Linked DNA regions of Homo sapiens: region 1 is linked to region 2. A link is a loop called in an ENCODE intact Hi-C map of the cell type or tissue named here. Cell type or tissue: sigmoid colon. All regions are shown on one strand. Links, peaks and the distances in the headings refer to the core of each region. The heading gives the core; the rest is flanking DNA.

Region 1 (12,681 bases), core at 2,193-10,192, 1.3 Mb after region 2:
TGCACTCCAGCCTGGGCAACAGAGTGAGACTCCGTCTCAAAAAAAAAAAAATGAGGTAGCAATGAATCTTACGCCAAAAATGGATGCATATTACTGAATTTATAAAATAATTTGAGAATTATCGTCTTTTAAATGTTGTCTCTTCCCATCTAGAAACATGGTATATCTGTTACCTTAAACTTTGTCTCATGTGGATCACGTCCCTCTTTTGTTAGGCTTACTCCTAAGCATTCAGACTTTTCAATTTGCTACTAGTTCTAATCGTTTCTCAAAAGTACCGATTTCATTTCATCTTTTGTTGTATTATTATTTCAACTATTTATCTTGAAGTAAGCTTCTTCAGAAAGCCTTCACTCACCCTTCACTCTGCTTCTCTTTAACATAGACCTTAACAGGATACACAGAAATCATCTATGTGCTGATATCGTCCCACTTGCTTCTTATTACCACCATTTTAAACACATATAATGTGCCAGGGACTGGGCTAAGCAGTTTACATTCATTGCATCATTCAATTATTATATTATATCTCTAAAGAAGTAATTATTTTTCTCATTTCACCAATGAGGAAACTGAGGCTCAGAGAAGTGGTGTTGTGATCCTAGGTCCATACAGCTAATAAGATGAGGAGCTGAAATTTTAACTTTCATTTGATTGTCACAAGTCAGCAACACCCCTACTCTGTTATGACACTTTCTTAAAGACAGCAACTCATGTTATATTCATCCCCTCACGCCTCCTTCTAGCGCAGTCTAGGATGCATCATAGATCCTTGGCCAATGTCACTCCTTTTATTTGCCCTCAGTTAGGAAAATTCTAAATAATTCCCTAAGCATAAACAAAATCCATCAGGTCTCTACTTGTGGTCTTCAACATGTGGAAGATACTTTGAATAATACCACAGGATTGAAGTTTCAACACAAAAGAGGAATCTTCTGGTAGGAGGATGTATCAGACACCTCTTGTGCCTCATCTCACATCCTCTTTACCTGCCCTGTTACCACATCCTTTACTGAAGACACCAACTGTAAGCAAATGTAACCAGAGAGTCCTGCGTCCCCGACTGCTAGAGCTCCCCCACTCTCTCTCTCCTTGCTGTCCCCAGGCTTCTTTACTCCTTGCCTGTGAAATGCCCATGGCAAAGTGGTCAGCCACTCTGAATCATGAGGAAGCCTAAAAGGGCGAAAGTTGTGAACGCCCCCAGATAACGACTGCCTCTCCCGTCTTCAAGTGGGCCATTCCCAGGCACATCCTGGACAGCGCCACAGAGGGTTCCAGTGGGGCTGAGCCCAGCCATCCATGGCAGTGACCAGCTCGATGACGCATCCTTGGATTGGCGGTCCCACCTTCTCTGTTTCCCAACTCTCAGTTCCCCACTCCTGTTCCCTGGATTCACTTCCCAAAACAAATCATTGGCACAAAACCCTTGTGTTGGGCTCTGCTTTCTGAGGCTTTCTAGTCTGAGCTAACAGAGGGCATGGTGCATATGCCAGCTCACATGGGCACAGGCATGCACACGCTCACCTCCTTAGTCATGTATGTACATACATGTAGAGTATGCACACCAGTTTAAATCCCACAGGATTTGAGTTTTGCTTTATATTTTCCTCCTTCTCCTCCTTCTCCTTCTCCTCCTCTTTCTTCTTCCTCTTCTTTTTGGTCTGCATAAAGGAACTCAGCTATGGTCAAGGAAAATGAAGCATTTGCTGTTTCAGCATCATCAGGACTGTTTCTAGACACCATCATCCCTTATGCCGCAGTGCATAACATTGCTAAAAAGCAGACTCCATTTACCTAATGTCAATAAAGTCCATGCCAAGTCCATTTAGAAAAAAATTGTTTTTTCATTTCTCTATCTGTGCCTAATCCCCAACTCAGTCTCCCCCAACCTGTGAGAAGGAGGAATGCCAAAAGCCAAAGAACTAATCATGGGTTGTGGTCACTGACAATCCAAGAAAAGCGTGTTAGATCATATCACAGTAACTCTCACTAACAGTAAGGAGCACTTGAGTGGCAGGACCAGAGCTACAGTCAGGCTCTGACTTGTAGTATGACCCTAAACAAATCATATAATTTCTCTAAATCTATTTCCCCATCTGTAAGATGGAGTTTTTTTTACCCAAAATTGCCTCAAATTTAGATTTTTTACTAACTCACAATTATGTCCCCAGTTACTGTGAACCATTGATACCTTGTATATCTATGGGGAGAAAGAGGAGAGATTTAATACTACTGTACTAGGCACTGAGCTAGTTGTGATTTTATTACAGCCCTTATATCATTATGTCCACAGTAGCCTACATTTTTAGCTCTATTTTATGATGTGGCCACTGAAACTCAAGAGCTCAAATAACACTCTCAAGGTCAATCAGTTGATAAGTCGTAGCAAGAGGTCTAGACTCAGGTCTCTCTGAGCATAAACCCATTTACTTCCCACTGCTTCACACCACTGCTAACTAAAGGTGAAAGGAAATAATATTGTGCACAGTTAGCACTCAAAGATTCCTGTTGGTCTTATCTCAGAAATTGACCCACAATTGTCAGAAATTGAAAGCTCCTTAAAGGTAGGATCCCATGGATAAAAATTTTCATCTTAGCCCATTGTCTTAGTCTTAGTCTGTTCTGGTTGCTACAACAAAATACCGGAGACCAGGTAATTTATAAACAATATAAATTTCTCACAATTCTGGAGGCTGGGAATTCCAAGATCAAGGTGCCTGCAGATTCAGGGGCTAGTGATGGCTTGTTCCGTCTGCTACAAGATGGCACCTTGTTGCTGCATATTCTGGAGAGGAAAACTGCTATATCTTCACATGGCAGAAGAAATGAACAGGACAAAAAATGGATCACACTCACAAATATTCAAGCCAAACCACCCATGTATTAGCTTCCTATGGCTGCTGTAACAAATTGCTACAAATGTGATGGCTTACAACAATGCACATGTATTCTCTTACAGTCCTAAAAGTCAGAAGTCCAAAATGGTAAACAGTCAAAACCAAGGTGTTAGCAGGGCTGTACTCCCTTCAGAGACTCTAGGGGAAAGTCTCTTTCCTTGACTTTTCCAGTCCCTGCAGCTGCATTTTTCGCATATCTCGGCTGGCTCATGGCCCCTTCCTCCAACTTCAAAGCCAGCAGCTTCTCTCTCTGCTTCTGACTCCAATTCCCTCTGCTTTCATCACATGGCCTTCTTCTCTTCTGTCTGTAGCCCAATTTCTCTTTCCCTTCCTCTTATCAGTAATTTTTCTTACTACATTTAGCAGCCACCTAGATAATCCAGAAAAATCTTCCCTTCTCAAGATCCTTAATTTAAGCACATCCACAAAGTCCCTTTTTCTATATAAGGTAACATTAACAAATTCCAGGGAGTAGGGCCTGGATATCTTTGAAGACTATTATTCAACCCACCACAGCCACTCTAGAAAAGTAACCCAGAAAACTATTAAATTCTCAAGCGTACAGCATTTTCAGTCACATGCACTTTAGACCAACTCATAACACATTTATGAAATCAGCAAACTCCGAAGGCATCCCTGATGCCCTGACCTATCTTGCCACACCTGCCCCCCCAGGTGCTCAATGCCCTCACATTTTAATCCTCTTCTTTTTCTCCACATCAATCAATTCCCAAGAGAGAGAAAAATTAGCAATTTATTCTTCCAAGGTGATATGGTTTAGTTCTCATCTCAAATTGTAATCCCCACATGTCGAGGAAGGGACCTGGTGGGAGGTGATTGGATCATGGGGGCAGTTTTCCCCATGCTGTTCTCATGATAGTGAGGGAGTTCTCATAAGAGCTGATGGTTTTAAAAGTTTTTGGCAGTTTCCCCTTTGCACTCTCTCTTTCTCTCTTGCTGCCATATAAGATGTGCCTTGCTCCCCCTTTGCCTTCCACCATGACTGTAAGTTTCCTGAGGCCTCCCTAGCCATGCAGAACTGTGAGCCAATTAAACTTCCTTCCTTTATAAATTACCCAGTCTCAGGTAGTATCTTTATAACAGTGTGAGAATGGACTAATATACAAGGGCTTTCACCCTTAGCTTAATTTTTAATAGTAGGATGAAAATCCTTGTCCTCTGAAGAAGGGATTGCCAGCATCAGAGATTGACTGGGAGCTTCCTACTGTTCATGTAGACAGCCAATTTGGCCCTTTTAGCTTTTTTCTCGCCAAGGAAATACTCAGTGTCAAGCCAGAAATTTCCATCCCTAAAAATGCATTTCTTTTGCAGGCATCTTCAGCTGAGTAAAGATTTTTCTGAAGACATGTCTTCTCTCCTCCATCTTTTATTTATTTATTTGAGACCGAGTCTCACTCTATTGCCCGGGCTGGAGTTCAGTGTTGCGATATCGGCTCACTGCAAGCTCCAACTCCTGTGTTCACCCCATTCTCCTGCCTCAGCCTCCCGAGTAGCTGGGACTACAGGCTCCCACCACCATGTCTGGCTAATTTTTTCATTTTTAGTAGAGATAGGATTTCACCATGTTAACCAGGATGGTCTTGATCTCCTGACGTCGTGATCCACCTGCTTTGGCCTCCCAAAGTGCTGGGATTACAGTTCTCTCCTCCATCTTTATTGCTAGCAATACCTGCTATGTTTGTTTAACAGATTTTTGGCCTGCATGCTGGCCTCATCACCAACCATGGCAGGAGAAGCCAACAGCCAAAGCAAGCCCAGTCCCCTGCCACTTCCAAGCACTCATCCTTCTCCAAATGGCTCTCAACTCATCTCTTACCAGGTTGGATAGGTCATGAAGAATGTTGAGAAATGTAAAAACACTTAAAACTCAAAGGAAATAAGAACTATTGGTGACATTCAGGGCATCATAACAGGCAAGAAAGGAAGGTATTTGGGGATAGGAAAGTCTCCCAGGTGGCCTCCAAATCATACCATATAAGCAATGATACACTTTCCTTGCACATGCTCTACTAGGCAAGTATATTGTACTTTGAGATTTGTCTGGTTCCTACTGAAGGACAATTTGAGGGATTCACTTCTGTAAAAGTTCCAAGATGCATTGTTTCTGGCCATCACCCTAGGCTGCTGCTCCTCCAGCCATAGTGTTCTCTGTGCCCGTGAGCTCTTTAAGAGTCGGATCTAATTAAGTGTAGCTTTGCATGACCCCAACACCCACTATGGGACCTGGTCCCTATGGACAAGGATTCTGAAAAGCAGCTTGGGTTTTCGAACCCCACAGTCAACTCCACAGAGCTCAGCCAGCATTAACTTAGAAACTTGAACAGTTTACTTAATCTTCCTGAGCCTTACTCTTCCCCCTGTGGAAAATGGAAATAATGCCTCCCAGGGTTGTTGAGAAAAAAATTAGGTACATATGTAAAATGCACAGCACAGTGACTACTATATATTAGGCACTCAATAAATGCACTTATTATTAATATTATTTCTAATAATAATATAATACAAAGTCATACTGCTAGTGTACAGATTATAATCTAAAATCATAATCTATAGCTATCTGAGAACAAGAGTAATGACCCACGGAACTCTCTCTTTTTATGTTTAGCTATTAAACATCTCTCAGCCCTTTGAATATGAAGCAGTATGTTTTACTTTGCTGTTCAACATCCATAAATATCTACTGAGTGCTTTTTGTGTGCAGGAACACAACAAACTCAAAAAATGAAGTTTGTCCTAAAGGGAATTACCACCTTAATCATGAGTCAAGAAACAACAGGTACAGAAAAATGTGGGTCACAGTGCTGCTTCTCAGAGCCCATTTGGTCAGAGTGCTTCCAGGATTCAGAGAAGGTTTTGGTTTTAGGAGCAGGGGGCACACAAAAGTCCTCTTTGGGAAATTAACGTTAAAGGAAAGGTAGGATATGAACATATGGAGAAGAGTAGAGACGCATCCTACACCAAGAGCTTGCGAGCAAAGAGTGCTGTGGAAGGAGTGATGGGAATTTAGGTTGAGGATCCTTCCTGTATTTGTCTCCAGCTGCCTTTATGATGGGTACCAAGATAGTGCACAGGGGCCGGAATGCTTAGTGAGTTCTGCAGTTCTGTGAATCAGCACAGTAGTGAGCTGTGTAGGAAGTTCAGCCTGCAAGCCGATTTGCCAGTTTGTGCAGAACCTTCCCCTATCAACAAGTTGGGCCCTTCTTGGCTGGCTGAGAGAAAGAATGGTCTTGGAATTTTGCTTTCTGAAATAGATTTTCTCAATTCAAATTAACTACAATTGTGTTGTTAATCCCCTTGTTATGGGATGAGAATATACTGCATTGAGATTAGAGCCTGAGAGATATGTTGAAGAACCTTGGATTCAACTCAAAGTTCCAAACAATGTGGTCTTCCCAGTAGGCTCTGTGGGCTTCGGCTGGAACAATGGCACCACCCGGTGGCCACAACAGTCTCTATTTGGAAGAATTTCCTTTGGGGCACATTTCACGAACTCCTAAAGCCCCATGTGTGCTGGGGCTGGAGATACAATGCTGAATAAAGCAGGCTAACTCCCTCAGGGGCTTGCAGGCTGATGGGCCTCACCAGTCCAGGTCCTGTGGGCTCAGTCAGCTCTGGTCCCCAGGGATTGCCCAGTGGGGAGCAGAGACAGCCCTTTTTTAACCCAGAGCTGACCTTAAGGTAGATGTCTACAGAGTGGGATTCCATGGATTACAAAATGGCCTCTTGGATCCACCTAACCCCTAATGCCTTAAATCTCTTTCACAGTTGACAAAACCTGTTCCTGTGCTTATTCATTTATTTAGCATGTATTTATCATTTGCCTCTATGACCCAGATACTATGCTTAGGGCTGAAGACAAAAATTTGCCTAAGAATTAGCCCTTACTTTCCATGCATGGCCCAAAGCTAAAGACAAGTCCTTCCATTATCCCCTGCATAGACCATGGAGCCCCTCCAGACTAGCCGGGCCCTGTGGCATCTACCATCTCACGTCCCTCAACACAACAGGTCCCTCAGCCCCAGTCCCCACTGTTCCTTGCACACCCCTCAGTCAGTTCTGCCACCACACTTTTTCTTGGCTGCTCCTCTTAAAAGAAATGCCTTCTCTCTCTCCTCAAGGATGGCTGTTCTGGAGGCCCCAAGCAGGGAGGGCCAAGCCAATGCTGTCAGAGAAAAATGATCTCCAACAGCAGATACTGATGTGAGTGGCTGCAAACTGCAGCAGCAACTACAGGTAGGCAAGCAAGTCTGGACCTGGGGAAAAGAGAGACAGCAGCTCACAGGGCAGAGATGAAGGAAGCTTTTCATGAACAGAAGCTCTTGTTCCACCCAGGAGTTCTAAGAGAGGCTGAAAATAGCAAGAAGATTTAGATCTAGCAGCTCTTAGGCATGAGAAAATATGTTTTACCCTGAAACTCAAGAAAAAGTAGGAAATAGAGGTGAATTCTGGGGATGGTGAGCAGGAACAGGACTCTGTGGAGTAGAGTGAGTGGAAATGTCGCTGAATGTGGTGACCAAAAGATAAAGTGTGGGACTAATTCAAACGTAGACTGTCTGCATCATCAGAAGGAAACTTCTAAATCCTCAGGAAGGCTGCTACACTCACATTGACAAAACCTGAGGGTCAGAGAATTACCTAATAAAAGGAAGGTGTCTGCATGTCTGGGTCAATGCTATGCCATATGGAAAAAGCACCCACAGGCCCAAGAACCTGACCCATGACAGAACAGTGGGCACATAAGCCCCTGAGAAATTAACAATATCTGCTGGAGGTCTGTGAGCTTCCACGAGGCATAGAATGGGATTCTAAGCCAGCGTGAGGTCCTAGCAGCTGGAAATCCCAGCAGATACCTGGTCCATCCATGCACGTCTACATCCTTTCTCACAATAGGACTATTTTCTATCCATTGTCCCTGGGAACAGTGTGGTATTATGGAATAAACATAGGCCTTAGATATAAGAATATGCGAATGCCAATCCCAGTCCCTTCTTCCTCTCTGTGGGACCTTAGCAAATTGCCTTTCTCAGTCCCAATACCGCATCTAGAAGATGTATAGAAGCCATGTTTTTGAGGGTCAGCAACTTTATCAGTGAGGCTGGAGGCTCCTGGTCTGTGGCAAATATCCCCTAGTGAGGGTCCAGTCTGAGGGAGAGAAAGGAAACGGCTTGGGAGGAGTGGCGACATCTCCCCCTGCCCCTCTGCCAAGACAAATCAACTGCACAAGCCCTAAGAATGTGATGGCAAGCATCTGGGATTTACATGTGGTCACAGCTCCACATAGAATCAGAAATACATGTTCTCTGTCCTGTGTAACCCCTTGTCCACCAGTAGGTCTTTATGGGCTTCATTGTCAGAATGTGAATTCCAGCATGGTAGGCTTCACTAAGCTTGTTCTCTGTTGTAGAGTGGATCTGGGTCCTTGTTAGCAATGTAATGGGTGCAGCCTGGATTACATTCTTCCTACTGCTTTCCTAGGAAATGACCCTCCCTCATCCAATCTCAGGGTTGTAGCAGAAGCTCCATTGGATAATGTGACCCATGTGTGGCTATTAGAGACTGGTTCAAGGAAGGGCACTGCATTTAAGACTGAGAAGGGGGTCAGACTCTCTCTGAGTGGCTGGTTTGGTGCAGGCAAATTTGGGAGTGGTAGCAATGACCCTGTTCCACTGTGAGAACTGTGCAGCAAAGATGGTTGGACTACTGTAAGTCAGAGGGGCAGAGAAAACATGGATAAGTGAAAGAAAGTAAAGGCTCACTGGCTTGGGGTGGCACTCCACGCCACCTCTGGTCCTGCTGCCTGGCTTTTTCTCTGGGATTGGATTCAGAAACTCACTCTGAGATTTTTCCCACCAAGTCCTTCTTCACTTGAAGTAGACGGAATGGAGTTGCCAGAGCTGACATCCAGAAAAGGCCCAGCTAATGTGCAAACAAGGTTTCACTTGAAGGAGAGGAAGGACAAGGATGCTGAGTGCATGTGTTCTCAGATGAACAAATTGCCTCCAAGCTCAGCAAGTTGGGAAAACATACTCTAGCATTGTACACCTACAATCCGATGCCTCCCCTGGATGGTAATTTCACTCAGACACAGCAGTAACATTTTAGTATTTAATGGGATGCTTGTAGAGATTTCATTCCACGATGAGAACATTTCCTATTAAAGGAACAAAATGAAAAAAGAGTCATTCATTTCACATGAAAAACAGAGACTTTTTAAAATGGAAACACTGTCAATCAGGCTGAATCACAAGCTGTGATTAAAGCCTCCAGACTTTTTCCCATTTGTGCGAGCACATTTGAATTTTAGCCCAACACTGAGCCTGTATTATAAGAACGTCTAATGTATTCTGCTTTGAACATAATGCCAAACATGTCGTAAAAGTAAAACACTTATCACCTAAGTTCAAGCAAATTTTGGTCTTTTATTCAAGAAGCAGTCACAGCACCTCATTTACAACCTTAACTCAAAAGTAGATCTTCCTAATCAGAGAAATGAAGATAAAGCTGGAGTCTATTATCATCTGTGCTGCTGGTACATGAAGCATGGTTTATGGAAGAGAAGCCAGACATCTCTGGAAAAGTCAAGTTGTTCTCCCCCAGCCCACTACTGCTGTACCCAACAATGGGATTCTTTTTGCTGTTTCCATCCAAACAATGATTGAGCCCCCTGGGCTGTGGGCTGGATAAGTTAGACATGGTTCCTGCCCTCTGGAAATCCACCAGCTCATGCAGGAGGACTCTTCAGTTAAGGGACAATTATTACATGTACCAAGAGGCTGTGGATACAAGGAGGAGAGGCCTGGAGTGGGAGCAGCTGTCAGAAAGGGCTGCTGCATGATGTTGGAGTCAGTCTTCAGAGGAGGGGAAAGGCCTTCCAGGCACAGAGTGCAGCATGATGGGGCAGAGGTATGAAGAGCCTAACACATTAGGGGAACAGTGTGTCCTATGGGCAGCTCTCCCAAGGGCATGCAGTGACCTCTGCCCAGAACCTGAGAGGCCCAGGAACTGAGCAGCATCCCCTCTCAGGGAAGCAGAGGCGTACGTAGGTCTTAAGACAAGATAAGAGAAGCAGAAGATAGCCCCACGTTTCCTTGGTGATCTAAAGTGTTTCCAGAGACAGCTCTGGTCCAGGTAATGGGATAACTAAGGAAGAGACTAGAAACTGTTAACTCGATGCTCAGATGAACTAAAGAAAGTGGCATGACAGGCCTCAGCTCAAAACCTATTGGCCTTGCCCTCTCTGTGGCCAGTGCCCTTGCCAATTCCAATCTGGGGCCTCTGCTGACCTCAGAGACAGCCAGATCACCGCTTCCTAGATTAGGGCTTCTTCCTCAAGTCCATTCTCCTTTTTCCTTTCCCCAATATTCATCAGCAATTCTAATCAATTTTACCTCCAAAATATATCCCAAGCCTGCCCATGCCTGTCCCTCTTTTTTTGTCTCCACCTAGTCCTGGTCACCATCACCTCTTGTCTAGACAACTGCAACAGAGGGACATTTTATTTCATTATAAATCAGATCACAATATTCTACTCCAAACTCTCCAGACTTTCCTTCACACTTGGAATAAAATCCAAGCTCTTTTCCATGGTCAGGGGCCCAGCCCAGCTCTCTGGTCTCACCTTAGACCATCCTGCCCATGCTCAGCAGGTCCAGCTCCATCATCCTCCTTTCTGTATTCATCTTTACCCTGGCTCTTCTCACTGCCTGGAATGTGATTCTCACCTAACTCAAGAAGTCAACACAATGCCTAACTGATTGTCTTCATGGAACTTATTACTATTTTCTTATTGACTAGTCTCCCATCTCTGCTATACCATAGGTCTCATAGGAGGAGGGGCTTCTGAATCTGCATTCCTCAAGACTGTATTCCTAGAACAGGATCCATCCCACAAAGGGTATTCAAGGCACATTTACTGAGTGCACAAGTCCATGCATCTGCCAATATCTTTGAAAGCTTTAGACATTATGGAAGCCATGGCCCCTGGAATTTACCAGGCCAGAGAAGTGTGGCCCTTATGGAGGCTGCTGATGCAAGGAAGGAGTTCCATGTGCCCTGAGGTCTCCCAGACTGGGATCAAAGGCCCACTTTTCTGTGTTGGTAGAGCCTTCGTGACAGAGCATTGATGCCTCCACCACTAGCTGGCCACTCTGCTTCATAACTGTGCTGTATTAGTCAGGGTTCTCAAGAGAAACAGAAGCAATAGGGTATGTGTGTGTGTGTGTGTGTGTGTGTGTGTGTGTGTGTGTGTGTGTGTGTAAGAAAGGGGCGGATGGGAGAAAGAGAGAGATTTATTACAAGGAATTAGTTCACATGATTATGGAGGCTGACAAGTCACAAGGTCTGCAGTCAGCAGGCTTGAGACCCAGGAAAGCCATTGTTTCTGCCCTAAGTAAAGAAGGAACCAATGTCCCAGCTCAGCAGTCAAGCAAGAGGACTTTCCTCTTAATCAGCCTTTTTGTTCTATTCAGGCCTTCAACTGATTGGATGGGGCCCACCACATTCATGAGAGCAATCTGCTTTAATCATTCTGTAAATTTAAATGTTAATCTCACCCAAAAACACCCTCACAGGCACACCGAGAATAATGTTTGACCCAATGTCTGGGCACCACAACCCAGTAAAACTGACACACAAAATTAACAATACACACGCATTTTGTGTCTGTCTCCCCCACTAGGTGTGAGCAACTTGGGAAGAATTGGGTCTTATTTATACTGGATAATCTGCTTTAATACCTAAAACTTGGTAGGTGCTCAACAAATATCTGTAGAATGAATGAATGAATGAATCTCTGATTCCAAGAACTAGCCTCAGGTCTGGTCTAAGTTAAGACTCACAAACTTGGGTCACATTGAAGTGCCTATTGGCAAGGGATGGGAAGAGATCAGGATAATGTCTAAAGGTAGACCACCAGGCTGTCCAGAGGGTACAGAATATGTCATTCAGACCGTGAGAACTCACCCAGGAATCTCTGCACTGGCCAAGGCAGACAGGAGCAGTTTCACAGCACAGACTAGGCACCTAGCTACCGGCTGTAATGGCTTTGTCAGTTACTACCTGTGACCTGGTCAAAGACAATGACTCCTTGTGGCCTTAGTCTCTTCTTCCCTAAAGTGAAGGTGATAGTAATAACTTATTCACAGATTGCTATGAAGATGAAATTAGATAATCCATGAACAGAAAGTATGAGTTCATTTCATGACCCTTGGGGAAATAAAGACTTCTTTATTTCCCAAATCAGGTAAGTTTGGCTTGGATTGCAAGAAAATCAGATAAATAAAATGAAGTTATGTATAAAGAACTCATACAACTAAACAACAACAAAAAACCTGATTTTAAGAAGGGACAAAGGACATGACCAGATGTTTCTCCAAAGAAGATATACAAATAGCCAACAAGCATATAAAATGCTTGTTGCTCAACGTAACTAATCACCCAGGAAACATAAATCAAATCCACAATGTGATATCACCTCACACCCATTAGAATGGCTACTATTAAAAAAAAAGTAATAAGTGTGGGTAAGGATGTAAAGAAACTGGAAACCTTGTGTATTGCTGATGGGAATATAAAATGATGCAGCCATTGTGGAAAACAGTATGGCAGTTCCTCAAAAGCTTGAAAACATAACTACCACATAATCCAGTGATTTCAGTTCTGGGTATATACCCAAGAGAATTGAAAGCAGGGTCTTGAAGAGCAATTTGTATACCCATAGTCATAGAAGTATTATTCATAATCATCACAATGTGGAAGAAGCCCA
Region 2 (12,681 bases), core at 1,829-9,828:
GTTGGATTTCCCCCCCAACAAAAGTATTAAAGTCTCTTTAGTGTTCCTTTAGGAGAGATTAAATACAGTTATCACCAACATTTGGAGTTTCATATCTGCCTGCTATTTCTACTGTGCTTTGCTTTGTAGGCAATTAGCAATCATGTGGAGTGGAAGATCTTTTCCTAAAATTACCTGAGCTTGGCTACTCTGTGTGCTGGTTAACCCTGAAGGAAAATGCTGCCAGCAAGGCATTTAGCCCTGGCTGTGGCTGACAGCATGTGTCTTCCTCTCTCCCTACCCCTGTGGATCTCCTTGTCACTTTAAGAACAGCTAACACTAACAGGGCCACCAAACTATTTATGACACCTTGCAGCTTGACACTCAACAGGTCCAGAGAACATGGCCTTCTTCAATAGATAAGTTGCAGCTGACAAAGACGGTAGTCAGCTTATCTTTGTATGTGGCCAGTGGAGTTCCTGTAACCTTAGGGTATTGGGTAGTGCCTCTTAATAGTGCCCATGGTGCTCACTTTTTTTTTTTTTTTTTAAACAGAGTTTCTCTCTTCTTGCTCAGGCTGGAGTGCACTGGCACAATCTTGGCTCACTGCAACCTCCGCCTCCCAGGTTCAAGCGATTCTCTCACCTCAGCTTCCCGAGTAGCTGGGATTACAGGCGCCTGCCACCACACCCAGCTAATTTTTGCATTTTTAGTAGAGATGAGGTTTCACCATGTTGGTCAGGTTGGTCTCGAACTCCTGACCTCAGGTGATCTGCCCGCCTCGGCCTCCCAAAGTGCTGGGATTATAGGTGTTAGCCACTGCGCCCGGCCAGTGCTCACTTCTTAATACAATGCTTTTTAACCTGTTTAAATTCATGCCCCTTTGGTTAAATGTGAAAATTCTGCCCCATATATTAAACACTACATCTTTCACAGGTTTCCAGACATCAAGTAGATATTAAGTTTAATTTTCTTTATACATATTATCCATTTTTAAAGTTTCCAAATATGAAAGCATATTGACTATGCTTTTGAAAAGTGCAGTAGGCTTTCCAGAGATTTGGGTCAACCTGACTAGGAAGGAGGCTCCTTATTAATAGTTACAGATTATGGCAAAACTGAAGAGGGGTGGATCCAACAGCCATTCTGAACCTTCTCCTCATTGCCATCCGCTTGAAACATTCACTAGCTCTTCCATATTTGCTTGCAGCGAGGGATGGCCATGTGACATCGTTGTTGTAGTAGTGAGATGCAAGTAGAAGTCTGCTGGTGAGGGGTTCTGGAAAACCTTTGCTTACCTAATAAAAAGGATAGACTTAGCTGGTTTCATCTCTTCATGCCTTCTTGACATACAGAAGTTTGCCACCTTCAGCAACCTCAGTCTTTCAGTGTAAAATGATAATAACACCTAACTCATATTGCTGCAAAGGATATAAAGATAATATATTTGAGATGAGGGTATCTTTTAAAACTATTAACCTAATTTTTTGGCACCTGATATTTCCACATACCGTTTGTGCTCTTACTCCCCTCCCCCTCTCCTTTTATTTATGGTGCTATTCTATAATTAGTACCGCAGGGACAAGATATATTGGTGAAAACAGATACACAAGGTGTCCCTTCTAGTCTAGTGGGGGTAGGGAAAGAAAGGACTCAGGACATAGACTCGAGAACTCCTAATGATTCAAGATGTTTTCAAATTTGTAAAATCAGTTTTTTACTTTCACTTCCAGGAACATGGAGGAGACATATTTCCACCTATTTCTCTCCATAAGTATAAAAGACCATAAAAGACCATCTAGGGACTTCAGAACCCAAATAATGACACAATGGTGAGTTCCCTGGGTTTTCTTTTTTGCACTGTATTTCCCAGACTTGGAGCTGAAGAAGTCAGCAACATAGAAACACCAATGGACACAAACAAACGTAGCCCAAATAAAAGCCTGTTCTCATTAACCAGTGGACCAGGAAAAGGCAGCCTAGCAAGGCAGAAAACTTTTAGACGATAACTGTAATAATTTCTGTACTCCAGCCAAGCACCAAAGGAAAAAAATGCTGCTCCACCCCACTTATGCCAACAAAGACCAAGTTATGAGCTTAAATGTCCACCCTCACCTAGCTGTGATGAACTGTCCCAACTCCCCTACTGGGGTGGTGCCAGAGAAGGCCAAGTAGAGAGTTGGGACTTTAATCTCCACTGGGTGATAACGAGACCCACCCTTCCACAGTGTCAGTGGAGACCATGTGGGAAGCCTGGACTTCTTCCCTAAACTATCAGTAATGAGGTGCTCCTCCATCATCCCAGTGGACTAGTATAGAGAAGGCCTAGCAGTAAGAAAGCCACCCTCTCAGCCACCTGCATGGCGTCAGCAGGGGCCATGTGGGGAATAGTAATAAGGTACTCCTACTCCTCCCAGCTAGGGAAGTCTCAGTAGAGAGGCCTTGTGGGAAGCTGGAACTTCTAATCCCACCTAGCAGTAGCAAAGAATCCCTTATCCTGTCAAGTGCCCATGGAGGATGAGCGGGGAACCTACTCCTGGCAAAAATGAGATGCCCTTCCACCCCTTACCACCTTGCTGGAGCAGTGTGTCAGAAGAAGTCAGCTAAAACAGAAGGTTCAGATAAGATAAAGATCATTTCAATAGAAACGATCAGGTTTCTGTTGAAAATCACTTGTCACATCAAGAACCAGGAAGATTTAAAATTGAATGAAAAAGACAGTCAATAGATGTCAATACCATGATGCCAGAAATTTTAGAATTATATGACAAAGATTTTATAACAGCCATCATAAGTGTTTCAATGAGCCATTAATGAACATACTTGAAACAAAAGTTAAAAGTCTTAGAAAAGTAAAAAGAAAGTATCAGCAAAGAAATAAAAGATATAAAGAAGAACCAAATGGAAATTTTAGAACTGAAAAATACAATAATGACACAATATGTGCTTTCCCGCTATGATCAGGAACGAGACAAGGATCTCCACTCTCATCACTCTTATTCAACACAGTGATAGGCGTTTTAACCCAAGCAAAAAAGCAATAAAAGGAAATAGAAAGCATACATATTAGAGAGGAGAAATAAAGCTGTCCCTGTTTGCAAATGACATGGTAGTCTATACAGCAAATCCCAAGTAATCTACATAAAAACTAATAAGTGAGTTTAGCAAACTTGTAGGATACAAGATGAACATACGAAAATGAATTTATTGCTATGTACTAGCAATGAACATGTGGCTACTGAAAAATTGCAAAATAGTACAGAGTTTTTATATATTTTTCACCTATACTATCACAATTGTTAACATCTTGTGTAAACATAGAACAATGATCAGAACTGGGAAATTAACATTGGCACAATACCATTAACCAAGGCTGGAGTGCAGTCGCGTGATCTTGGCTCACTGCAACCTCCGCCTCCAGGTTCAAGTGATTCTCCTGTCTCAGCTTCCCGAGTAGTCGGGGCTATAGGCATGTGCTATCATGCCTGGCTAAATTTTGTGTATTTAGTAGAGATGGGGTTTTGCCATGTTGGCCAGGCTGGTCTCAAACTCCTGACCTCAGGTGATCCGCCCCCCTCGGTCTCCCAAAGTGTTGGGATTACAGGCATGAGCTACCGTAGCGCCTGGCCTCCACTAATGTATTTTTTTTTTTTTTTTGGTTTTTGTTGTTCCAGGATACTATTCAACATACCACATTGTATTTGATTGTCATTTCTCCCTGTTCTCTGACAGTCTCCAATTGTTCCTGGGTCTTTCTTTGTCTTTTGTATGATCTTGACACCTCCAGAGATCAGTTATTTTATTGTATGTTCCTTATTATGAACCTGCCTAGGGCATTCTCCTGATTGGACTGAACTCTTGCACGAAGAAGCTTTCTGAAAGCTTCCAACTTCTGAAATTCAGAAAGAATTCCTAGAGAAAGGAGGGGTGGGGAAGGAAAGTCAAGCTACTGCTGGTCCTGAAGAGGAGTCTTCTCCTTTTGAGTTTTTAGATATATCCCTGGGGAAAAGACCACAGAAGCACCAAATAGATTTGTGGAGCCCAAGAGCTAAAGGCCCATGTGCCTTTTTCCTGCATAAAGGCCCAGGAGGGCTAGAATTACCCAGAGAGGGATGGAAGTGGCTGTGAGGGGTGTATGAGGGAGTAGAGAAGGCACCATATGTGGCACGGCAGGGCATGGCAGAGTAATTTTTTGTGTGCCAGGGACTGGGCACAGAAGCCACTAAGAAAGCTTGAGAGCTGGGAACAAGGAACATCTCCACAGTGAACTCCCTAACAGATAGCTCAGGGGATCTCTCAGCTAGTGTGGACAGGAAACATCAAGGACATTACATAAGCTCCCCCTCATTCCGCCCCAGAATCTAGATGTAATCAAGAGGACAGAGAGATGCTCCAAATTTGCTTCCCACCTACCAGAATAGGGACTCTGCTCTGTATTAACCTATAAATAAAGTATGTTGCTTGTGCTCTTGAGCTATCATCTGGGATTCATACCTCCTAATAAATGCCACTGAATATTATGAATAAAGGTATATGTGCACAGGAGTGTGTGCATGAGTATGAGTGTGTATGTTTGTTCCAAGCAGAGATAGCAGCATTTTCCAAGGTCTGGAGATAAAATGAGAATGTGCATGTGGAGAACTACAAACCATTCATGGGAAAGTACACAAATGGGCTGTTTTTTCAGGTCGGGTTCCCAATGATACCGTCTTTTTTCTATTACACAGTGACGTGTGTAAGGCACCAAATCATGATGCTAGGAAAAACATCTTGATATGTAATGCCATACCCACCATCTAGGTAATGGTACTGCATATCTTTGGTCCTTCCGCATGTGCCAGAGGGTGTGCTGCCATTAACCATGAAAGGAACCCTTCAGCATGTTTATGAGTGTGGATGAGAGGTATTGCCCCTTTTTCCTCCAGATGGTGAGCAGGTTGAAATGACAGCTCAGCCACTCCACCACTAATAAAACTTCCTGACACTCTGTAGTCCTTTATGGACTATGACTCAGTTCAAATTGCTAGACTTACGGAATGTAGAATTTTAGGCCAAAGAGGTTCTGAGTGGGGCCAATTGCCTAAAGGTACAGATGGTGAGACTGAGGTGTAAAGAGGCAACGATGCCTTGCCTAAGTGTCCTCAGCAGGCCTGTGACTGAGTCTCTGGGGCTCCAGGTCCCCAGCCCAGTGTTTTCTGGCTACTTCACCGTGTTTCATGGCTCTCTGGAGTAGCCTCCTTTCAGGAAAGCACTACCTGCCCCTTTCGCTCACTCAACTTTCAAAACCCAGCTCAAATACCCGCTGAATTGACCTTCCCCATGGTAATTCTTATTTATTTGGCAATTAAATAAGTGTTGTCTAATGCCCTATCTTCTAAGGTTATTCTGTCACCTTAAATATTTTTTTTTCAAAAAAGACTTAAATTTTAAAGTCTTTATTATCTTTATTATCTTATTCAATAAAACTATTAAATTTTTGAGGATAGGCATCATAATTTGTGTGTGTGTGTGTGTGTGTGTGTGTTCCCTCAACAGTACCAAGCACAGTGTCTTTTACTAGTAGGTTGCCTCTAGCAGGTAAATAATAAATATTAGTTGATTTGATACTGCTAGCACAAGTTCATTGCCGTGTGAAATGTGATGCAGAGGCAGTATAAAGTTAATAACATGGACTCAGGAATCAGCAGGCCTGGTTTTGACAAGTTGTGTGACTTTGGAAAAGTTGCTCAAGTTCTGAGCCTCAGTTTTCTCATCAGTGATGTGGGTTAATGACACTAATCTCTTACAGGATTGACAAGAGGATCACATGGGATTATATATACACATTTATATGTATATATAGCTATCTGTATATTACTAGATATAGTTATTATTATAGTAATATAGTAATAATTACTGTATTATATATTATAGTAATAACTATAACTATGTATAGTAATATATAGATATAGCATATGAAACCCACACATATATATGGCCACAGCTATAATCCTTCAGTTGATGGCAGCTATTACTACTATTAACGTCATGAGTTGGAAATCAGGCCAATTAACTCCATCCATTGAGTTCTATAGGCTCAAACTAAATCTTCAACAAATATAGTCATCTCAACACCTGCAGAAGGGTTAGAGAGTCCAGGCAAAATCATGTGGGTAGGCACCCATGCAAATTCTCACCCACTGTTATTCCACCATACTCCCACACTCATAAAACAGTAGCATATAACACGGGTGCCACGTACCATGGTGATGTGTATTTGATACACAAAAATTATGTGAATTATGCATGTGTGTACATATGTGTATGTGCACACATTTGCAGGATAGTACTCTCCAAAAACAAAAACAAAAACAAACAAAACAAAACTCTTCCACCCCAGCCAACTCAAACAAGTAGTCCTCTTGCCCAATAGTTGTTAGCCATATTCTCTCCTTGCATAAATATAACCACTAGGAGGCGCCTTAATCCTTCTCTTTAGCAGCCTTTCTGCTCGTTAACACCAGGGAGTCAGATCTGAAAGTCTTTAAGTGAATCTTTCTCAACCCACTGCAGAGTGTGCAAATCATTTCCTCAGCTGATTCAGATGTATTTTGATGTGCTGGGAAACCTGAACATTCTCTCACGCTGTGGAGATTAATTACCTTGAAATATTCATTGGATTAAATGTATTTAAACATGTACTGTTTAAAGCTCAGTGCTGCAAAATGCCATCCTCAAGATATATATTACGGGCATTAAATAATTAACTTTAGTGTGTGAGAGGAGAGGGGGAGGGAGAGGAAGAGGGAAGGTGGGGGGAGAGGAGAGAGAGAGAGAGAGAGAGAGAGAGAGAGAGAGAGAGAGAGAGAGAGGGAGAGAGAAACACATGCTTATTTAGTGCTAGGCCAGTGGTGAGACTGAGAGCAACCAAATCTAAAGCTTTCCATAAATCAGCTAAATCCTGGCTTCACCTGTTACTAGAACTATGTGACCTTGGGCAAAATACTTCATCTCTCTAAGCCTCCTCTGTAAAATGAGAATGACAGTATCTCAGAAGCATGAATTTTAGATACTAATACAGGGAAAGCACTGGGTATCCTGCTTAAGACATAGTAGCACTCACACAAAGCAAGACTCGGCTTCCTCTTCCTCTTCCTCTTCTTCTTCTCTCCTTTAGACCTAGATACGAGGACTTGATCTTGGCTTTGCCATTCTCCTTCCTTCTCTGTGCCAAAGTGTTGTCGCTCAGCTCTGGGAACAGCAGCAGTCCATGCGTGTGAGGTGTACTGTCTCTAGAGACAAACTACCCAGGCCCATGGCCCAACTCCATCCAGCACGTACCAGCTGTGCGACCCTCAGCGCCTCAGCTCCTTTATCTGCAAAAGGGGATAATAACAGTACCTTGCCCCACAGGGCTGCCGTGAGGGTCTAAGGAGTTACCATACATATAAATTCATGAGAACAGTACCTGCCACATAACCAGTGCTTTCCAGGGGTTGGCTATTATTATTTTAGGTTCAATTCAGTTTTCATGTGTATTCAACTCCTCAAACTGTATTTCTCCTCGTGCACCATCCTACTTGTCTCAGTGTCACGCTTAGTTCTTAAATCTTTCAGCAGCTGTATGCTCTAAGCTTTAGCCTCCCCTCTTTCACTTACCCAAATTTACCTCTTCTTAGGATCCTGGTTTATGGCCTCTGTAGGAATTGAAGCAAACCAACTCATCTTAACATTGTACTAAGAGGCTACAGCTGAATATAAGCTCTAGTGGGGCAGAGGTGCTGTCTGCCTTATCCACTACCTATCCCTAGTACCTAGTAGGTCCCTGAACATAGAAAGTGCTCAATAAATACATTACGTGACTCTCTGGACTTTCAGAAACACAAAATATTCGTTGAAAGTAATGGATTACCTGAGGTCAGGAGTTCGAGACCAGCCTAGCCAACATAATGAAACCCTGTCTCTACTAAAAATACAAAAATTAGCCGGGCGTAGTGGCAGACGCCTGTAATACTAGCTACTCAGGGGGCTGAGGCAGGAGAATTGCTTGAACCTGGGAGGCGGAGGTTGCAGTGAGCGGAGATCACGCCATTGCACTCCAGTCTGGGAGGCAGAGTGAGACTCTGTCTCCAAAAAAAAAAAAAAAGAAAAAGAAAGTAATGTGTTTTGAATGGTGGGATTTCAGGCGTCTTGACAGGCTGCTGGAGGGGAAAACATTGAAGGTAGGGGACTTTCATCTGTGTCCTTCAGACCACAGTGGCTAGGAGACCTTCAACTTTACTTACACATGTGGCTATTTTTTTTTTAACTTTTTCTTTTGAAACAAATTTTGACTTACAGAAAAGGTGCAAAAAATGTACAGTGAGTACTCATATATGCATTGCTTGGCTTCCCTAAATGTTAAAGGAACATCTTAAATAACCATAATACAGTGATCAAAACCATGAAATTAACATGGGTACTATTAGTGATGTTATGAGTGTTATTAATTACTATTAATCAAGCAACAGGCCTAATGTGAATTTCACCAGTTCTTTCATTGATTGGATCTCACATCGCATTCAGTTGCCATGTCTCCTTGGTCTCCTCTAATCTGTGACATTTCCTCAGTCTTTCCAGTCTTTCCTTGTCTTTTGTGACCCTGCCACTTTTAAATAAGGCAAGTCAGTTATATTGCAGAATAACTGTCAATCGGGGTTTGCTTGATGTTTTCTCACTATTGAATTGAGGTTATGCATTTTTGGCAGGCATACAACGGTGATATGACCTCAGTCTATGGATCAGGGAGTACATGATGTCAATAAGTCTTATTACTGGTGATAATTAACCTTGATCATTTGGTGAAGGCAGTATCTGCTGGCTTTCTTCACTGTAAAATTACCATTTTTCTCTTCATAATTAGTGAATATCTTGAAGGACGTATTTGACACTATGCAACTATTTTGTTTCTCCTCAAAATTTCTTATACTAATTTGAGCAGCCATTGGTAGATTTTTGCCTGTAATAATTATTACTGTGGTGTTTGCCTAATGGTGACTTTTAAAAATATTTTCCCATTTCATCTACATTTATTAATTGGAATTCTTCTGTAAGTAAGAACTATCCCTTCTTCCCAATTTATTTTTGGAATTTTTATTTTTATATCAGTAAGGAATCGTGGATATTTATTTTATGAATTATAATGCAATACTTTTCTTGTTTACTTATTTCTCAATTCATTCCGGTTTTGGCCAATGGGGTTGCCTTCAATTTTACTGTTGTGTTCTCTCATGGGCTCCTATCCTTTTTTGAGCCCTTCCCTAAGGCTGTATTTGCTAACCATGTACATCACCTGGGCCTGTCCCCCATTATGCATGGTGGGTTGGTGGGGAAGTCCAAGGAGGCAGACAACTGGTAGGCAGTGGTTGGGCTTTGAAGCCAGGTCTCCTGAATGCTTGTCCTGCTCTCTGCCAAGGCACCATTCTGCCTCTCCACACATCACAACTTTTATTTACCATGAAATTCACATAATTCCTCCCTGCTCTGCTTCCCTGGGCTCAGCCAGTCACTGACAGGCTAGGAGGCTAGGAAACAATGAGACACATCCAGAATATGGACTATTTACAAGAAAATAGCCCTGTACTGTTTAAAAAGTCAATGTCATAAAAACATAAAACAAAAGTAGTGAGGATGTTGTCAATTAAAAGAGGCTAAAGAGACATAACAATATCAATCTCTTGCAGTTGCTATGGGCTCAATTATGTCCCTCTTCAAAATTCATGTTTAAGTCCTAACCCCCAGTAGCTCAGAGTGTGAGCTTCTTCAGAAATAGAGTCATTGCAAATGTTATTAGTTAAGATGAGGTTGTAATGAGGTAGGGTGGACCCCTAATCTACTATGACTGGTGTCCTTATACAGATTGACAAAGTGTCAATCTCTGATGGGATCCTGCTTCTTTTCAAAAAGTCATTTTAGAGACAATCAAGGATATTTGAATTTAAACTGGATATTATAAACTAGGAATTATTAATTTTCTTAAGTATTACTTTATTATTAGTAGTATTATTATTGTAGTAGTATTTAATAATTAGTATTATTAAAGTATTTAGTATGACTAAAGTATGTAAGTATTGCCCTTTCTTAGGTATTACCATTCTGTAGGAGAATATCCTTGCTTTTAGGAGATACGTGTTTAAGTGTTTAGGGGTGAGGTGTACTGATGTCTGCAACTTATTCTCAAATAATTCTGAAAAATGTGTAGTCTACTGAGTACAGTAAATGTGGCAAAATGTTAACAGTTATTAAATCTAGATGTATGATATAAGTGTTCCTCTTTCAGCATTCTGTATCTTTGAAATTTTTTAAAATGAAAAGCCTGAGGAAAAATTATTCCTATAATCTTATTTTATATCCTCTATTTATTGAGGAAAACCTCCCTTCTTTTATTTCCATAAAAATGACAAAGGCCAGTTCCATCCAACTGAAATGGTCACACAACCCAGAGTTCAGGAACTCACAGGAGCAGTATAATGGGTATTAAGCCTGGATCTGTAGAAGATGGTCAGGTGTGGACAGTAGGGCTCCAGCCCCTGCATAGCTGGGCTTAAGTCCCAGCTTCTTTACTTTTTCCTCATTTAGTGGTCTTGGGCAAAGCACTTAAAACTTCTGGGCCTAGTTTCCTCAACTGTAAAATAAGGATAGTAATATGTTATTTGTTGTGAGAATCATATGTTACATTTGTACATGTTATGTAATATTTTTGTGTGTAACACCTACATGTAAAGCAATAGGCCCACCACAAGCAGTAGCTGTTGTGTTAAGTACCAAGGGCCATCTTGTGAGCCCCTGCAGGCAATTCAGCCCTATTGGAGAATGCAGAGAAAGTTACCTCAAGGAAGCAGAGTTGGGGATCTTGCAGGGCAGGTGGGGGTGGGCTCTGTCTCCAAAAATGGTAAGATAATTTTAGCAAATGAGATTGAATATACAATCAGTGTTCCTTCATAATTTTGGGTTAAGAGAATTAATGTATTAACTGTGAACATTTAAAGTATGTCACAATATTTAAAAATTCTGTTTTGGCATAACTTACTTTGTTTTTAAAGTGTATGGGGAGCCTCAAAAAATAGAAGGGTTGGTAATTGGAGATCTTTATGCAAAAGTATAGAACTTGACCTTTTTGTCACACAACATATAAAAATTAAATAGATCATAGACCTAAATGTAAGAGCCAACTGTAAAGCTTATAGAAGAAAAGATGGGAAAAAGTCTTAGTGATCTTGGGTTAGACAAAGATTTCTAAAATAGGATACAAAAAGGATGAGTTATAAAATAAAAAATTTATTAAATTGGAGTTCATCAAAAGACAGTGTCTTCAAAAGTCATCATTAAGAAAATGAGAAGGCAAGCTCTAGACTGGTAGAAAATGTTTGCAAAATATATGTCCAACAAAGAACTTATATCTAGAATATATGAAAGAATTCTTACAACTCAGTAATAAGAAGGCAACCCAAATTAAAAAATGGGTAAAAGATTTGAACAGACACTTCACTAAAGAACATATTCAGATGGCAAATACATACGTAAAAAATTGCTCAACATCATTAGTTAGAACCACAGTGAAGGCTGGGTGCAGTGGCTCACGCCTGTAATCCCAGCACTTTAGGAGGCCAAGGTGGGCAGATCACCTGAGGTCAGGAATTTGAGAACAGCCTGGCAAACATGGTGAAACTCTGTCTGTACTAAAAACACAAAAATTAGCCAGGTGTGCTGGCACACACCTGTAGTCCCAGCTACTTGGGAGGCTGAGGCAGGAGAATTACTTCAACCTGGGAGGTGGAGGTTGCAGTGAGCTGAGATCACGCCACTGCACTCCAGCCTGGGAGACAGAGAGAGACTCCATCTCAAAAAAAAAAAACTAAATAAAACAACAAAAAAACAATAACAACAAAAAATCCACAATGAAACATCACCACATATTCATTAGATGACTAAAATTTAAAAGACAAGACCAAGTGTTGACAAAGATATGGAGCAGCTGGAACTTTCATACACTGTTGGCAGGAATGCAAAATAGTAAGGCCACTTTGGTAAACAGTTTGGCAGTTTCTTATAAAGTTAAGCATATACTTAATGTAATTTTTAGCAATTCCACTTCTAAGTATTTACTCAAGAGAAGTGAAAATATATGTCCACAGAGACTTGGATGGGAATGTTTATAGCTTTATTCATAATAACCAAAAACTTTGAGGCAACCCAAATGCCCATCAGCTGGTGAATGGATAAACAAACTATACTGTGTCTATACAATGCAATGCTACTCAGTTAAAAAAAAAAAAGGAGTGAACAAAATCATGGAGGACTATCAAAAACATTATAGTAAGTGAAAGAAGGCAGACACAAAAGTCTACATATTACCTACTTCTACCTATACAACATTCTGACTATTTTAAATAAGGGGGTTCTGAGAAAAACAATCTAGTGGTGATGTAGAGGTGGCCTGACTTGCAGAGATTTCCAAGGTGGGGTACCTGGTAGGAGGTTGGTTTGGTTATCCTGGCTTGACCTTATGGGGTGTGGGGTTGGGAGTTGATTAGAGAAGGAGGTGTGAACCTAAGAGAATTGTACAGAGACCTGGCTTTTCATTCTGGCTCTGTTGGGTATAAACTATGTAGTATTGGGCAAATTACTTAACCTCTATGGGCTTCAATTTTCTCATTAGTAAAATAGGGTTAAAAATCTGGTCCT

What was found. Hi-C counts contacts between places; a loop is a spot of excess contacts. Peaks named below come from ENCODE experiments on the same cell type or tissue, not always from the same donor. Only the 100,000 strongest peaks of a DNase experiment are listed, where the experiment ranks them.
Region 1: it touches region 2 in a loop (8-fold over the local background); 13 of 110 quality-filtered maps call a loop at or near these places.

Annotation. Positions count from the first base shown.
Region 1 is chr3:140,730,923-140,743,603 of GRCh38, forward strand. No RefSeq gene overlaps it. Among named protein-coding and RNA genes, the nearest start is that of TRIM42, 59 kb to the left of the region's middle. In sigmoid colon, for the core only: a CTCF peak has its summit at 6,333 (motif pointing left); a DNase peak (open chromatin) is centred at 6,382.
Region 2 is chr3:139,421,304-139,433,984 of GRCh38, forward strand. COPB2-DT (COPB2 divergent transcript) reads left to right here. Exons shown (of 5, transcript NR_121609.1): 3 at 1,713-1,811. Among named protein-coding and RNA genes, the nearest start is that of COPB2-DT, 38 kb to the left of the region's middle. In sigmoid colon, for the core only: a CTCF peak has its summit at 6,437 (motif pointing right); no DNase peak of the experiment used is centred there.